Regions from separate parts of the Mus musculus genome. Here all the other regions are linked to region 2. A link is a contact called in ENCODE Hi-C or POLR2A ChIA-PET data. All regions are on one chromosome and are shown on one strand. The core of a region is the stretch at or near the end of the contact, and the rest is flanking DNA. Distances in the headings are between cores, read along the strand shown. Region 1 overlaps Gm11725 (a long non-coding RNA gene). Region 2 holds the start of Socs3 (suppressor of cytokine signaling 3). Region 3 holds the start of Birc5 (baculoviral IAP repeat-containing 5).

Region 1 (3,483 bases), core at 731-3,230, 79 kb after region 2:
TGAGGCAAACACTACCACAGGGTGGTGGAGATGGAGCCCGGAGCTTTGTGTACGCTGGGGCAAATGCTCTGCCAACCTCTCCACGTCCACAACCCTGCATCTGTAGCCTTGGCTTTGTACATGTCTGTGGTCCCAGCACTTGGAAAAGGAAGGAAGAAAGATCAAAAATTCAAATTCACCCTCAGACGCATTGAGTGTTTGAAAACAGAATTAATGACTGCTTAGCACAAATGGTGCCATATTCTATCTACCTCGACAGCACAGGTGAATTCACGTCGCCTGGCCCGGCTCCAGCCCACAGGAAGGCATTTGATTGGTCACTTTGCTACATGCCCCGCCCCTAGCCCCCAGAAAGGCATTTGATTGGTCATTTGCCACTGATTCCTGTCTCTTGGCTCTCTGCTGAGAAGAGCAAACCTATGGATACCCAGACCTGGAAGGAGCAGAAGAGGAGACCTCTGTCAGAAGTGAAGGGTGGGCTCCAGGCAGGCCTGAACTCCTGGCTGCCTTTGTTTCTTTCCCCTTGGGTACACAACTCTTCCTCGACTCTTGTCTTCCTGAGGCTACCAACAGTCTTCAGGTTCTAGGTGCTCAGCTTCAGAAACCTTGGGGAAGACAGGCTTCTCTTTCTCAGAGCCATTTGTGGTTTCTGAAGCTGGAGACAATCCCAGTTATCACACAGGTGTGTGTGTGTGTGTGTGCACGCGCGCACACGCGCGCGAGGGGCTGCGGGGTCGGGAGGTGGGGAGCGGCGGGATGATAAGCAATATAGAGGTGAGTAGGCACGGGTTCAAGTCTTCCTGTTTACCAACTTGGTGGCTCAGCCAAGGCAGATGTCAACTATAAGTATACACGCAATAACTCATCACAAAGGACTTTGGAGACAGTTAGAGATGGTGTGTGGAGTGTCTGCAGCTGGGGCAGCGGAAGAGAGAGGAGGAAAACCATACAGACCCACAAATCCAGAGGAAGTAACCACAGGTCTACCCGGCCCCCCACTTCTGCAAGTGCTGCCAATGACTGAACCCACGAGAGGACAGCTCACGAAGCCCTGGGGGAGCTTCTTTCAGCACAGGGCGAGGAGGGCTGTGGAAGCACCAGAAGTGTCTGCTAGATGCCAGCGCCTGGCTGGACCCTGGAAGCACAAGGCCTCTCTTCTGCAGGTGGCCTAACAAGTTGTCAGAATGGTATGAAATCTCTTCCTGGGAGACAAGCTCCCCTCTGGCTGACACCAGGCCTCAGCCCTTTCTGTCTCCTGTGGAGATTCCAGTTTCTCAGGGGTTCATTCTCTTAGAGTCTAGTAGCCAAAGGGAGGTGCCTAAGAGTCTTCTCAGAGTATCTTTCCTCCTGCCAGGACCATGACAGTCCTAGCTCCCTGATGGACAACAGCTAAGTCCCTGTGCTCCTAAGGTGACACCTGCCATCTCCTCCCGGTCCCCTAACTTCATATCTAGCCACCTGGTTCCACAGCCTTCTCCCTACAGCTATCTCAGAGCTGCCACAGCCTGTCTGTCTGGAGCACGGCCCCACTGGACCTCCTTCGGCACCAGCTGTTTCCAACCCTGCAGCCTGAGACTCTCAGCAAGTTCTTCCTGGACCCAGTAACTGCAGCAGCTGGAGAATCTAGGGCTGACTCCTGAGCCCTCAGACGCTCCACCTGGAACTGTCCCCCAGTGGCTGAGTCGGTATTTCACCACAAGACATCAGTAGTGACATTCCATGGTCCTGGTAGACCCCTCACCCTGTGGGTCTTCTGACTGGATCAAGGGGGCTAAGATCCACTCAGTCATTCAGCCAGTCCTTAAGGAAGCCAGGGGCTGCCCAGAGTCCCTACAGAGTAGAACATTCTTCCAGTGCTGACTCTGCGGCCAGGATCTATGTAAAGCTGCTGCAAGAATGAAATCAGCAAACCGGTCAGCGCTGACCTAGCTGAGAACCCGCCAGCAGGGAGCAGAGGCCATCCGACAGGGAGCCACCACGGCTACTTCTCAGTCCAGGCTATCAGTGCCACCTCCTGGCAAGCCAGCCAGGCGCCACCCCAGCACGGTCCTGCCCTCCTCATCCACCCCAACTGTGTCCAACTGCAGGGCTGTTTACACTCTGACCCCCGCTAGGAGGGCAGGAATGCTTGCTAGATTTCCAGTTTCTCCCTTCTTCCCAGAAAAGGGCTGGGACTGGGGTGGGGGTGGGGGTGGGGGCTGGAGGTAGGTTGGACAGCTGGAGCCCAGTGACAGCCCAGCAGGTCCCAAGCTAGGTATGAGCTGAGGGTAAGAACCTGCCCCCAGCCTGTCTCTGGACTTGACCCTAACATTCTAGGAAAGTGCTCCCAACGCGCTGCACAGCCCTTCATTTCTCCTGTGGGAGAAACCCCTGCTCACTTGTGGCATAGATAGTACTGCCTTCAAAACCAGAAGCAGGGCGTGGAGGTATAGACTAAGCAGGGCTCAGCGTGCTTGGCCCCTTCCTGGAGGAGGGGGCAGGACAGACAAGAGGGTCAGGTCCCTGCCAAGCTGAGCAGCTGACCCCAGAGGGAGCAGAATGTGGCTGAAATGTCCGATTGTTGCCCGAGTCGGGCCCACACAGGCGGCCAGCCTTCCCTTTATCATCCACGGCAAGCATTTACAGTCAATAAGCAGCCTAATTAATTCCCTTCAAAGACCTCTCAATTACTCACCGGCTACAGAGAACAATTAGAGCTTGCAGCAGAGAGCAGCAAGCAGCTCACAGTGGAAGTGAGGCCCGCCAGAGCCGCAGATGGACCCCCCTGGGCCTGCAGCCTCAGTGTCCCCATGGGGCCCCTTCCCTAACAGAGGCCTGGCCACGGGTCCCTGGGGCCAGCAAGGTGGTGTCATTCAAGAAGCACCATCTTCCTCCTCAGATGGGTAAACAGTTGATCTCCTCACTTCTCAAGGCAGGACACTGAAGCGGGGGCTGCTGGGACCTCTGGGGTACCACAGCCCACAAGAACGCCAAATCCAGGCTGTAGGGACCTTTCAGCCTCCAGAAAAACAATTTGTGCCTGCGGGACAAGGGAGAAAGTCAGACAGGGCTGCCGCTCAGGCTAAGCTAGACAGAATCCACTGTCCCCGCATACAACTGGGTCCCTCCAGAGGTTGGAGCATGGATGCCAGTGGGTCTCCCCTGCCCCCCGCAAGGCAAGGCCTCCCAGAGGCCCAGGGGGCTTGGCTAAGTTTGGCTTCTTTGCTCCAAGTTCCAGACTAGCTCAAGTCGCTGGCCAGGATCATTTCCCTGCCCACCTTCACTCCTACCCACGGTCCCCATTACTGGCTCCCGATTTCCTTTCTCCGCCCCCCCCTCCCAAACAACAGTCCCCCGGCATATGCAGGGTTAACTCCCAGCTGCTCCCGGCTGCCACGAGGGGGGGTGGGGGCCCGCAGGCGTGCCTGTCGGGAAGTATGGATCTCGGCAGTGGTTTTACTGGAAAAGCTGTAGCTGAAGGTGGGAGGGGGTCACCATGGCAAC
Region 2 (3,837 bases), core at 894-3,393:
GATTTATTTTAATTCTGTATATGTGTGTGTGTGTGTGTGTGTATGGGGGGTGCACATGAGTACAGATTCCCTTGGAGGCCTGGGGTGGCTTAGGACTGGGGTTACAACAGTTGTGACCCATCCTACATAGGTCCTGGCACCAACACCCCCCCCCCCCCCCCCCGTCTTCCAGAAGTGCAGCAGGTGTTCTTAACTGCTGAGCCAGCAATCCAGCCCCTGACTTCCCTCTCTTACTTAAGAAGCTATCACAGTGTCTCACTGGGTCACAATCATGACTAGTCCTTGCTCATGGCCCACAGCCTCTTCCCCACTGTGGGTTTTGCCCCGCAGCTCTGCCGCCCCAGCGCTGCACCCGAGGCCTGACAGAGCCAGGCACGAAGTCAGGGTTTGTGGAATGGATGAATGAACTTGACTCGTGGCAGAGCATTGTAATTTACAAAGCACTTTCCCATCCATTAACTCCAGGGCTATTTCCTAAGAGTCCTCCCTGTCCTCCACTGCCCTCGGCTCAGAAGCATACGGTCAAGGCAGTGGCTGGGGAACACTCCCTGAATGAGATCAAGGAGGGCTTGTTCACAGAGAAAGGGAGAATCCATTTGGGGAGCCTGAGAGTGACTCGAAGGCAAGGACTGGGCCTCACCTGTGGGATCTCCATCTGTGAGCATCTGCTCATCAGACCAGTGTGAGATATTTTAAATAAGGCCCCTAAGCCTCTTGACTACTGGAATTGCCAGGGGCGGGGGACAGATGGGCACCCATCCCTATTTAACAGATAACAAGACTGAGTCCAGAGAGGCAGTGCACCTGCCCTGGTCTCTCTTAGTTCCTCAGCATCAGTGGAGCAGATTGGACACAGTGGGCCAGAAGGGAAGCAGGCAGCCCTCCCTCCTAGCCCAAGCTACTCTGTGTAGTCAGTTTGCCCTCCTACTGGTGTTACAAGAAGCCTGTGGTATCCAAGAGGGCAGGTCAGAAAGCCCACTGAGAGCAGACACTGTGTGTCACTTAGCTGGTTCTCAGGTGGCTGCCACTTCCTGCTGCCTGTTGCAAAACTCGACACTAGGCCTTTATAGATACTCACGTGACCAGGAGTAAACAACCTTTCACCTCAATCACCTGCTCTTATCAATACTCCCTCTCCACCCCACCATCGGGAAAGTTCAGACACCTTAAAACGTAGAGGCAAGAGAGGGTCCATTCTGACACCTCAGCGACTTTCAGGCAGTGGCTGAACCCGTTACAACGCTCTGTGGACAGTCCTCCTAGTCGACATTCCTTCTCAGGTTTGACCCTGTCCTGGGAAGTGAGGCTTCTCTCTCTGGGTTCCCCACTCCTGTTCTTGAATAAGGAGCCCCACAACCTCTTATTCTCTCTATACAGAGCCTGGGAAACAGCAAAACTCGGCTCGCCTACAAGACTCCAGCGCGCCCTCTGGTGGACTCGGGGGACGAGCATGGGATGAGGGTTTCTTTCCTCTAGCTCCCCCACCGCGCCGAGAGTACCTGGGCGGACCCACAGTTCGCCACGCAGGTTGGGAGGCCCAGATGAGTGATAAGGTAGTAGTTAGCTGCTCCTCCCACCCCACTCCCCAAAGGACATCAGCACCCACGTCTGTCACCGAAGAACCAGGCAATGGGCGGATGAGCTGAGGCCAGGTAGCTGCTTCTAAGTCAGTGTCTCCTCCACTTCTGGATCTCACAGCTTCATCTTTTGGACCTGTCTACAGGTAAATGTCGCGCATCCCCCTCCTCCACTTCCTAGGTCCCCAGTGGGCTGGTGGCTGAATGGTCCTACGTCCCTTTTGGTTGGCACGGGATGCTTGGAACTGTACATGAGGACCTCGGAGTGGCCTGGGTGCAGAGGGAGGGGAGCGTCCCCGCGGGGATCAAAAGAAAGGGAAGGGGTGCCAGGAGGGAGCCTCTCCCGGCTGGCCTCCTAGAACTGCCCGCGCGCTCCCATCGCGACGCCCCCGCCTCTGCCAGAAACCAGCCTTCTTAGAAGGGAGGGGGGGGAAAGTGTGAATGAGAAGTTGGGGGCGGAGCGCGCGGGGGAGGGGCCGCTGCCAGGAACGCTCGGCCAAGGCTGGCGCCGCGCCCGCCGGTCGGGCAGCCTCGCGCCGCGCTTTGTCTCCCTCTCGGTGAGTCTCGGCGGGTCCTGGAGGCCCCAGCTCCAAGCCCGCCCTCCGCGGCCCCTCCCTCGCCCTCCGCGCACAGCCTTTCAGTGCAGAGTAGTGACTAAACATTACAAGAAGACCGGCCGGGCAGTTCCAGGAATCGGGGGGCGGGGCGTACTGGCCGGGTAAATACCCGCGCGCGCGGCCTCCGAGGCGGCTCTAACTCTGACTCTACACTCGCCTGCTCTTACGACCGCTGTCTCTCCGGGCTCCCGGACGCCCCCTTCCCGGCCCAGCTCTCCGTCGAGGTCCCTCGCCCAGGTCCTTTGCCTGATTCGCCCAGGAGTGCGCCTCATCGGCCCGGGGAGCAGCGAAGCCAGAGGGGGCGCACGCACGGGGAGCCCCTTTGTAGACTTCACGGCTGCCAACATCTGGGCGCAGCGCGAGCCACTGCTGGCCGCCGCCTCGCCTCGGGGACCATAGGAGGCGCAGCCCCAAGGCCGGAGATTTCGCTTCGGGACTAGGTAGGAAGGAGGGGCGCGGTGTGGGGAAGGGTGGGGGCCTCGGTCCAGCTCGGGAGCTTTTCCCGGTTTCTCCTCCCCTTCCCGGGTCATTCCCGGTAGGGAGGGGACGAGGTAGGGGGCAGAGCGGATGAGAACCGAAGATCCCTGATTCCCGTCATACTCAGACTGGGGCCCTCGGGTTTCTCCTGTCCCCTCTCTCACATATCTCGGGTTTGGCACCCCCCTTTTTTCGCCCTCGCCACTGAGGACACCGGACTGAGAGGCGCCCTGAGCGTCCCTAGGGCTCTTGTGTCTCTCCCCATCCTGGCCGCGCTCCTGGAGACCCAACTTCCACGCGCGAGTTTTCTCTGGGCGTCCTCCTAGGGCGGGCAGGGGAAGAGACTGTCTGGGGTTGGCCGGCAGTGACCGAGGACAGTCGAGTTCCGCGAGGTGGCTGGGCCTGAGACACGGTCTAAAGCGGGGCAAAGGGGTGCCCCGGGCGCTAGGCGGAGGCTGGAGGGCCGGGCACGCTGGAGGGTTCCGGGCACTCACGCGCCTCACGCTTTGCTCTCTGCAGCTCCCCGGGATGCGGTAGCGGCCGCTGTGCGGAGGCCGCGAAGCAGCTGCAGCCACCGCCGCGCAGATCCACGCTGGCTCCGTGCGCCATGGTCACCCACAGCAAGTTTCCCGCCGCCGGGATGAGCCGCCCCCTGGACACCAGCCTGCGCCTCAAGACCTTCAGCTCCAAAAGCGAGTACCAGCTGGTGGTGAACGCCGTGCGCAAGCTGCAGGAGAGCGGATTCTACTGGAGCGCCGTGACCGGCGGCGAGGCGAACCTGCTGCTCAGCGCCGAGCCCGCGGGCACCTTTCTTATCCGCGACAGCTCGGACCAGCGCCACTTCTTCACGTTGAGCGTCAAGACCCAGTCGGGGACCAAGAACCTACGCATCCAGTGTGAGGGGGGCAGCTTTTCGCTGCAGAGTGACCCCCGAAGCACGCAGCCAGTTCCCCGCTTCGACTGTGTACTCAAGCTGGTGCACCACTACATGCCGCCTCCAGGGACCCCCTCCTTTTCTTTGCCACCCACGGAACCCTCGTCCGAAGTTCCGGAGCAGCCACCTGCCCAGGCACTCCCCGGGAGTACCCCCAAGAGAGCTTACTACATCTATTCTGGGGGCGAGAAGATTCCGCTGGTACTGAGCCGACCTCTCTCCTCCAACGTGG
Region 3 (3,656 bases), core at 273-2,772, 120 kb after region 2:
TTATGAAATGCAGGTTTATTGGAAAGCTGCTCCCAGGTGAATTCACTGGGCTCAAGGACTGAGGCCAGGGGAGTCACCATGGGAAGGTGAGAGAAAGAACACATGTAGAGAGAGAAGAAGAGAAGTCCAAAATGCCTGGATTATATAGGGTGGAGCCTCTGGGGGGAAGGGCTGCCCAGTTCCTGGGCTGGAAGTTCAGAGTTGGGGGCAAAGTATGCCAGGGAGGGAGTGAGGGATGCTGGGAGAGCCTGGAGTCCAGGTCTGCTTTGATATGTAGAATAAGCACCTCAGTTCCTACTCCTGGGGTCTGAAACCAAACAGGGGCCACTGAAATGGCCCAGGTGAGGATGCTTGCTGCCAAACCTGCTCACCTGAGCTCAATTCCAGGGACCAACACAATAAGAGAGAAGTTATCCCCCCAAGCTGTCTTGACACCAACATCCACCATGACACCCACATCCAAACATACACAAATAGAAATATAAATTAAGTAATAATAACATATTTAAAAATTTGGTTGGGCAGTGGTGCTGCACGCCTTTAATCCCAGCACTTGGGAGGCAGAGGCAGGCGGATTTCTGAGTTCGAGGCCAGCCTGGTCTACAGAGTGAGTTCCAGGACAGCCAAGGCTGCACAGACAAACCCTGTTTTAAAACAAAAACAAAACACAACAAAAAAACCTCAGGCAAAACCATGCATGTTGGCAACACTCAGGAAACCAAGGCAGAAATTGAGAATTCAAGACTAGTCTGAGCTGTATAACTGGAACACTTGAGCAAGAAGCATGCTCTTCTACTAAATACAAATGGTTTGTCCCAACTCCAGTTCAACCCAAAAGGCTCTCAATGGAAGGGGAACACCAGGAAACCCACCGAGAGTAGCCTGTGGGACTTACATCGGGTTGTCATCGGGTTCCCAGCCTTCCAATTCCTTAAAGCAGAAAAAACACTGGGCCAAATCAGGCTCGTTCTCGGTAGGGCAGTGGATGAAGCCAGCCTCCGCCATCTGAAAATGACAGCTCGTGAGCGGGATCAACAGTCTGACCTTATCCCATGATTCCCAGAGATCGTTCCGGGCCGAGAACTGAGGACAGTGGGAAGAGGCCCGGAGGCTAACAGTGGTTCAGGCAGAGGGTGGGGAGAGCGGGGGGGGGGGGTGGCCTCGTGGAGGACAGAGCAGAGCAAAGCAGCCTGGCTAACAGTACGAAGCGAGGGTGGGGATAGCGGGTTCTGATCCCGGGTCACACAACTAAGGCACCGTCGGGCCCAGGGTGGAGTCGCTGGAAGCTGGGACTCACTCGCTCTGGGGTGCAGGCGCAGTCCTCCAGGAAGGGCCAGTTCTTGAAGGTGGCGATGCGGTAGTTCTTGAGGTACAGCTGCCAGATCTGGGGCAGCGCCGGAGCTCCCATGATGGCGTCACCACAACCTCCGCCAAGACGACTCAAACGCAGGATTCAAATCGCGCGGGCGGAGGCGCGCCGCAGAGCATGCCGGGAGAGCCCCGGCCCCACGCCCTCGCCCGCTGCCTTCTGGGAGTGGACGGCGCGAGGCGAGCCGGGAAAGTCCCGCCCCACGCCCATCTGCGCCTGGCCTTGTGGGCGTGGCGGGCGCAGGGCATGCTGGGAGTTGTACCTTCTGCTGCGGTTCCTTCTTGCTATTCTGACTCGAATCTTCCGCAGCTGCTCCCCAGAGGACACGGAGGGTGGCCGAGGGCGGTGGACGGGCCTGGGGCACCTCTTTAAAGCATGTCCGCTGCAAGTCCCATGTGCTCTGCAGGTTCTTCCTGCCTCAAGGTTTGCAGGATTTGGCCAGCTAGATATCGGAATGGAAGTGCCTCGGACCCACCCACAGGCTGGTGGAGGGGCGCCCTTAGGAAGACAGGAGACCCTCCTCCCTGCAGCAGCCGCCATCCTTCCTATAGACACCCTGGGATGGAGGCGGGGTCTGTATGTCCCAGCGCTGGAAAAGAAAGTCAATGGGTGTCTATTTCTGAGACCATCGGCCTGGCTCAGACCAAAGGGAAGCAGCCATACACCGCAAGAGAGTCCAGGAGCAGAAGAAAAATACTGCTTCCTGGGTGTGACTGTTGGCTGCTGAGCCTGCCTTGCTGCGGGCCCGTTTTCAGTGTCTCTGTTCCTGTCGGGCGGCCTGTGGTTGCAGTGGCTTCTAAAGAGCTTCACACTGCAGACAGCAGGCTGGGCATGCCCCGAACACAGCCCAGGTTGGCGTTGCAAACGAGTGCCCTGATAATTCGGTTTCCTTTTCAATAAATCTCAGTAGGCTTCCTGCCAGTGGGCCTCCAATGAGCTCCAGGCCACCTCACAGATTGTGAGGAAGAACAGATCATACCACATAGGCAGCTGGAACAAGAGGGGTTTTGTCACGTCCCGAAGAAACATGGATCAAGTATCAATTCCTGTGGCTCCCCCCAGCTCTTCTCACCCTGCCCCTATCCTAAACCTCACCAGTCCAGCGTTTGAGCTTCTCTTCCCTGTATAGACCAGCCATTTCTACAGCTTGCTCCCTTGGTCTGAAACTTTCCACTTCTCTCTTGGTCCTCTTCCCTCTCTCATCTCTTCCTCTCCTCTCTCATGGCCCGGTTCAGATAGGACTCTTCCCTGTAGTGAGAATTTGAGTTTCTCTAAAAGCCCAGTTATGTTTTATGAATGTGTTTTTGTTTTAATCCCAGGTGTGGAGTAAGAGGTGGCTTCCCAGCAAATAATTAGGGTTTGCCTTGCGCAAGGGTGTGATTTTTGCCAACTTCAGGAGAGCGTTTATTGTTTGGAATTCTGGGAAGTCTTTAGAGGGTATAAATGCCTTGAGCCCTGAGAGAGACAGGGGTGCTCTGAAGAGGCTGCTCCTCCCCCTGCTGTTCCCCGTGCTCCCACTGCTTGCTGCTGCTCCTGCTCCCCGACCCTGCTGCTGCTCCACCTGCTGCTCCTGGTTACTGTTGTTGCAGTTTGTCAAATATTCATAAGCAGAGACAAGAAGTTGGATATTCTAATGATGAAGAAGACTGGACAGGCCCCAAGGAGCCCAGTATCCCAAATCAACAGGAAGTAGCCTAAAGAGGTCTACGCCCCTTCCCCTCTAACCTCCTTTCTTTCCTAGCATTGGGAGGTTGGAAGGGAAGCAGAAGTGTGGTAGCGCAAAAACCAAGCAACACTCCCTAGTGCTACAATAATAGGTCGTCGTTACCGTGCCCAACTGGAGTCAAAAACAAAAGGAAAAAACCCTAGTCAGGGTCTAGTGTGGCCCAGGCTAGCCTTGAATTCATAAAACAACTTCTGATCCTCCTGCCTTCATCTCCCAAATGCTGGGATTATAGGCACACACCACCATGCCTGATTTAAACACAGGGCCTCATGCATGCTAGGTCAGCACTCTGCCAAAGAGCTATCGTTCCAGCCCAGCTCAAAAGTGTGTACTTGTATGTGGGATTTGTTTCGGGGTGGGGGGGTGGGTGTATGTACATATATGTAAGTGCACACACTTCTAAACATGCATGTGGAGTCCAGAGTACATTGGGTGTTAGACTCTAACACTCTCTACCCTATTCCCTTGAGACACAGTTTCTCACTGGCTACCAGAAACTCCACTGGTCCTCCTGCCTCTGCCCCTCACAGTGCTGGGTTTACAGATACACAGTGGCCATGC

Evidence for each region. A loop is a pair of places that touch in the nucleus more often than their neighbours do. ChIA-PET counts read pairs that join two places held with the same protein, here RNA polymerase II (POLR2A).
Region 1: a map of Patski shows a loop between it and region 2 (2.4-fold over the local background). The contact joins the enhancer-like site here to the promoter of Socs3 in region 2. A Hi-C loop is called at or near these places in 1 of 37 maps with a recorded cell type or tissue (Patski). POLR2A ChIA-PET finds 5 or more read pairs at or near these places in 4 of 5 experiments (Patski and embryonic stem cell).
Region 3: POLR2A ChIA-PET joins it to region 2 with 10 read pairs in Patski. The contact joins the promoter of Birc5 here to the promoter of Socs3 in region 2. POLR2A ChIA-PET finds 5 or more read pairs at or near these places in 3 of 5 experiments (Patski and embryonic stem cell).

What each region holds. Positions count from the first base shown.
Region 1 is chr11:117,889,246-117,892,728 of GRCm38, reverse strand. The region is part of intron 2 of Gm11725 (a long non-coding RNA gene); the gene reads right to left. Among named protein-coding and RNA genes, the nearest start is that of Tha1, 17 kb to the right of the region's middle. Within about 2 kb of position 1,980, at least 2 of the 3 ENCODE cell types and tissues checked have a DNase peak (open chromatin) inside an H3K27ac peak, as active enhancers do.
Region 2 is chr11:117,967,672-117,971,508 of GRCm38, reverse strand. It overlaps Socs3 (suppressor of cytokine signaling 3), which reads left to right and starts at 2,143. Exons shown (of 2, transcript NM_007707.3): 1 at 2,143-2,634; 2 at 3,191-3,837. The coding sequence starts at 3,279.
Region 3 is chr11:117,847,103-117,850,758 of GRCm38, reverse strand. It overlaps Birc5 (baculoviral IAP repeat-containing 5), which reads right to left and starts at 1,522. Exons shown (of 4, transcript NM_009689.2): 1 at 1,298-1,522; 2 at 896-1,005. The coding sequence starts at 1,408.